Linked DNA regions of Homo sapiens: region 1 is linked to region 2. Evidence: read pairs that join two places in POLR2A ChIA-PET (ENCODE). Cell type or tissue: MCF 10A. All regions are shown on one strand. Each heading gives the region's core, and the rest is flanking DNA. Links, peaks and the distances in the headings are about the cores only. Region 1 has its middle 10 kb from the start of RNASE10. Region 2 overlaps TTC5 (tetratricopeptide repeat domain 5).

Evidence for each region. Peaks named below come from ENCODE experiments on the same cell type or tissue, not always from the same donor. Only the 100,000 strongest peaks of a DNase experiment are listed, where the experiment ranks them.
Region 1: POLR2A ChIA-PET joins it to region 2 with 5 read pairs; 2 of 35 experiments call an interaction of 5 or more read pairs at or near these places.

What each region holds. Positions count from the first base shown.
Region 1 is chr14:20,493,765-20,496,571 of GRCh38, forward strand. No RefSeq gene overlaps it. Among named protein-coding and RNA genes, the nearest start is that of RNASE10, 10 kb to the right of the region's middle. In MCF 10A, for the core only: no CTCF peak of the experiment used is centred there; a DNase peak (open chromatin) is centred at 1,607.
Region 2 is chr14:20,295,880-20,298,686 of GRCh38, forward strand. TTC5 (tetratricopeptide repeat domain 5) reads right to left here. Exons shown (of 10, transcript NM_138376.3): 6 at 511-567. Among named protein-coding and RNA genes, the nearest start is that of TTC5, 8.7 kb to the right of the region's middle. RefSeq lists an enhancer at 1-376. In MCF 10A, for the core only: no CTCF peak of the experiment used is centred there; no DNase peak of the experiment used is centred there.

The sequences.
Region 1 (2,807 bases), core at 103-2,602, 200 kb after region 2:
GAGCTAGTACAGAGCCACTGAGCATTTCCCTCCCTAGGGCTCACTCTTCCTCAAAACTGCTAGTGTCTTGCAGATCCTCTCTCAAAACAAAAGAGGAAGTCAGAGGTGGAGCAGGGAGTGGTTTGAACTACTGGTTTTACTGGAAAAGGATTCCTGTTCCAAACCTCAAGAGCAAGTTCTTCGATCTTGAGCAGGAAAGAATTAAGGACAGGGCGCAGAGTACAGTATAGTTAAAACAGTTCATTAGAAACTACTCTATTACAGAGTAGGGCATCCTCAGAGAGCAAGAGGAGGAATGCCCCTACTTTAAATGTAATGCTTGCTTATACAGGATATTAAGGTTAAGAATAGTTTACTTTGGGAGTCCGAGGTGGGTGGATCACGAGGTCAGGAGATCAAGACCATCCTGGCTAACACGGTGAAACCCCATCTCCACTAAAAATACAAAAAATTAGCCGGGCATGGTGGTGGGCACCTGTAGTCCCAGCTACTCGGGAGGCTAAGGCAGGAGAATGGCATGAATCCGGGTGGCGGAGCTTGCAGTGAACCGAGATTGCGCCACTGCACTTCAGTCTGGGCAACAGAGCCAGACTCCATCTCAAAAAAAAAAAAAAAAAAAAAAAAAAGAATAGTTTACTTTATTATAAAGGCTTGTGATCAAGTTGTGACAGGCTATTAGTATTGTTATTCTCCGGTGTAACTATTGATTTCAGCAATAATTTATGAGTGTAGTATTATCTTTAAAGTGAAACCCATGTTTATTTTTATGTGTTTATTTGCTTACACCTTCACCACCACAAGAAACCCTCCCACCCACCTTTTTTTTTAAGACAGAATTTCACTCTTGTCGCCCAGGCTGGAGTGCAGTGGTGCGATCTTGGCTCACTGTAGCCTCCACCTCCTTGACTCGATCCTCTTTGATCCTCTGGATTCTCTCACCTCAGTCTCCATGCCCAGCTAATTTTTATTTTTATTTTTTTATAGAGATAGGATTCTACCATGTTGCCTGTCACGTGTGTCCGTGTGAAGAGACCACCAACGGGCTTTGTGTGAGCAATAAAGCTTTTTAATTACCTGGGTGCAGGCGGACTGAGTCCAAAAAAGGAGTCAGCAAAGGGAGATGGGGTGGGGCTGTTTTATAGGATTTGGGTAGGTAGTGGAAAATTACAGTCAAAGGGGATTGTTCTCTGGCGGGCAGGGGTGGGGGTCACAAGGTGCTCAGTAGGGGAGCTTCTGAGCCAGGAGAAGGAATTTCACAAGGTAATGTCATCAGTTAAGGAAGGAATCGACTGTTTTCACTTCTTTTGTGATTCTTCAGTTGCTTCAGGCCATCCGGATACTTACACGTGCAAGCTTGGGCTCAGACGCCTGACATTGCCCATGGCTGGTTTGAACTCCTGAGATCAAGCAATCTAACTGCCTTGGCCTCCTGAAGTGCTGGGATTACAGGTGTGAGCCACCATGCCATCCAAGAAACCCATTTTTAAACTAAGAATGCCTTTTTCCATCAACTCATTTCCTCAACCATAAACATTTTGTGATTAACAGTGCCCAATTTCCTGGGAAAGTAACCCAGCAGGTTTGGCTTCATCTGGCCTTTATTCAAGATGAGTCACTCTGATTGGGACACCTCGAATACTGGTGCAAATACCCAAAATGAAACAAAACTGCCTGAACTTACTCATTACCCCCTTCCTTACAAAGCCAGCAGACTTCCTTTTTGTAATTTCCTTCCCCTTCAAGTTTCCTTTCCTTTCCTGTTCTTTCTTTTTTTTCATTCCTTTTTCCTTTCCTTTCTCCTTTCCTCTTTCCTGTCCTTTCCCCTTTCCTTTCTTTTTCTTTTCTTCTTTTCTTTTCTTTCCTTTCTCCCTTCCCTTCCTTCCCCTCCGCTCCCCTCCCCGCTTCTCCCTTTTCCCTCCCTTCCCCTCCCTTTCCCTTGCCCTTTCCTCCCCTCCTCTTCCTTCCTCTCCCTGCTCTCCCCTCCCTTCCTTTCCCTTCCTTTTCCTTTCCTTTACCTTTCCCTTCCTTTTCCTTTCCTTTCTTCTCCTTTCCATTATGGAAATTTTTAAACATGCACTGAAATTAGAAAGAAGCATATGATTTAATCCCCAAGTGCCCATTACATGCAGCTTCAACAGTAATCAACATTTTGCTCATCTTGTTTCATCTCTTCTCCTTATTTTGTTATTTTTACTTATTTGTTTATTGCTGCAGTATTTTAAAGTTAATTGTGAGTTTATTTTTAATGGAGTCTCTGTCTCCCCATGGTACAACTTGAGGCTGGGCAGAGGAAACCAAGCTTGATGAGTTCAGTGCCTCTGCCTGCCTCCCTGGCTCTCCATTGCCGCCTCACAGTTGGAATCAGGTGCGAAAGCTATTTCACAACCTGATATTTATTCTTCTCATAAATGTTGTTGACTACCTTCATTGTTCCACACACTTTGCTTGGCACTGAGGACAAGAAGAGAGATGGCATAGGAAGCTCTCAGCTCAGTGTGCTGGAAGATAAGTAAAAGGGCAATCCTGACGGTTTGGCCTGATTATTTCCACAGGTGGAAGAGTTTTATTTACCATATAGGCCTTCTTAAGTTTGCTTCGTAAATCTAGAGCCATATACTATTCACAAGGCCACAGAATGAACTTCTTTCTAGAAGTTTCCTTAAGAAATCTCAGACTGACTTTTAAAAGCCTCTATTATTTGCTGTTGTGAGGTTAGAAAAACCAAGCTCAAGAATCTCTTTCCACTAGATTTTTACCCACAGTACCTATACATTTGGATGAATTTCTTTCTTCTCAAGTTTCTCATA
Region 2 (2,807 bases), core at 23-2,522:
TAAGTATATCCAGACAAACTATCCCGAGGGAATGGCACCATGGGCTAGGAATCTAGAGAAATAAACTGTTTTCCTTCCTGGTTATTTTCCTGTGCTGCAACAAACAGCCTGAAGAGCTGGTAACACCTTACATCCTTCTTCCTAGCCAAGATGATCACAACCCCAAAGATGGAATCATTTCAAAGAAGCTAATTTCCAAACTCTAAAATAGTTAAGTTGTATATATTGGCTCACTTGACCTTTATATTTACTTAACATTTCAGAAGTCTTCTAAAAGATCCCCCCATTCTCTACCTATTCTTCCACCTCCACAGCCCCTTCTCCTTTCCCTCCAGTGACTACACCAGATACTGAAGCCAAACCGAGCTAGCTATTTATAGAAATAGCATGGCTTTCCTCTCGCAGTCTGTACCCAATCTTGTCCCTATGCAAACTCAGTTATCCTCACAAGCTAAGACATAGGTGTCTTATTTATTTGACCCTCAGATGACTACACCCCAAAGGTCTTACCGTCGCCCTGTTCAGATGAAGGTCAGGATTGCTAGAAGCTTTTCTGTCAACTTTCTCCTATAATGGGATGAAAAGATTATCAGTGGATCCTGTCTCAATGTTAAGGACTGACATGCCCAACATGTCCTACGCCTCCTCTTTCTAGAGAAATGGAAGTTTCTTCCTTGCCAAAATGGTATTTATACCACAGAAGCAGTTACCGTATAACAGTGTGGATATCTTAGTCCCAAAACCTTAGGGATATAAGTGTTTTTGTATGTGTGAGACTTCAAAATATTATTATAATTTATCCATGTAGTAGTATTAAGATAGAATAAATCTTTATATAAATGAAATATGTGGGCCGGGCACAGTGGCTCACACCTGTAATCCCAGCACTTTGGAAAGCCAAGGCTGGCAGATCACCTGAGGTCAGGAGCTCAAGACCAGACTGGCCAACCTGGTGAAACACTGTCTCTACTAAAAATACAAAACTTAGCTAGGCATGGTGGCATGCACCTGTAATTCCAGCTACTCAGGAGGCTGAGGTAGAATTGTTTTAACATGGGAGGTGGAGGTTGCAGTGAGCCGAGATTGCACCACTGCACTCGAGCCTGGGTGACAGAGTGAGACTTCATCTCAAAAAAAATAAATAAATGAATGAAATAGGTGAAATCATTTTGATTTTTAAAAATTTAAATAGTGAAGTGCTGGTAATAAATGAAGAAAGGCTAGGATAGAAATGGTGTTCATTTAATGCATTTCCTCTGCCCATAAACCTAGCTCCAGACACATGCGGAATCATGTTTCTACATCCAAGTTCCCTTAAAACACAGATAGAAAACCAAATTCAGACTCTAACTAAAATAGATGGCCAGGAAAAGAATTTTTTTTAAACAGATAAAATAGATGGCCAGACACCACAAGACAGTGCAGACCATGTGCTGTGAAGCAACTGCTGGCTATGTTCATGACTATGCTTATTATATTTTTTTAATTCTCTTCATTACCTGGCGCATTGTAAAAGCACAAACAACATGAATTAAAATTGTTTAAATGGTTGGTTCAGATATGTTTACAAATGCAGGTCTGGGCGAAAAACTTCAGATTAAAAAGAGATGACCAGGCACGGTGGCTCACACTTGTAATCCCAACACTTTGGGAGACCGAGGCGGATGGATCACCTGAGGTCAAGAGTTCAAGACCAGCCTGGCCAACATGGTGAAACCCCGCCTCTACTAAAAATACAAAAATTAGGCGGGCATGGTGTGGCACGTGCCTGTAATACCAGCTACTTGAGAGACTGAGGCAGGAGACTCACTTGAACCTGGGACACGGAGGTTGCAGTGAGCCGAGATCGTGCCACTGCACTCCAGCCTGGGTGGCAGAATGAGACTCCGTCTCAAAAAAAAAAAAAGATTAAAAAGTGACTATTTAGCAGAAGCCAAATATAAAATGTTGAAGGAATATACCACACTATTCTTTAAAATGTAAACATTCACCAAATTAAGAAATTAGAGTAAAATATAATTGCTCTAAAAGTTCCGTGATTGAAAAAGGGCAGTTTAAAGTCAAAGGTAGAGTTGTGGGGAGAGTGGCAGGAGGGGGAGAAAAACCAATTTAAAAGGGCAGTCCCTGAATTGCAAACATGAACATACAGTAACTGTGTTCTTTATTCTACCACAGGGAGCAGAATAAGTAATGATAAGTTAAAAAGCAATTCTCTATATCAAGAGAAGCAAAAGAAGAAAGGTAAATATGAGAGCTAAATAAAAAGTGCTCAGAGGACCAATGTGAAGTCAGAAGCCAATTCTAATAATGAGAAAAAAGGCACTCAAAGTCTGAGGGAAAGCCCTATGCAAATGCCTATCAACATAAAAATGCTTGAAAACCTAAATAAATTTCTTGAAAACCTAAATAACCTAATTCACTTAATTCCTAGGAAATGACACAGAACAAGCTACACATTGTTTTCTCTTTTAGCCCATGGGAAATCCAGAGCCATAATATTACCTAACGGTTAATTTGGGGATAGCACTTAATTTACACTGAAGTATAAGTTTTCATTATTCTTTAAAATGAATGTACAAAAATATTAATAAGTATTATTTTAATAGACTTTTTTCCCATTAAAAAAGATGAACATGTTGAGGCAGCTCTGTGATTTGGTTATATATGTGTGTAAGAAACCCAGACAGGTCAAGGAGCTATCCAGCACCAATGCGACACGATGCAAGTGGTTCCTAACACTCAAGTTATAAGAAGTCAGTCATCTCTGCAGACACATCTTTGCAAAATCACAAAAATGAGATGCCAGC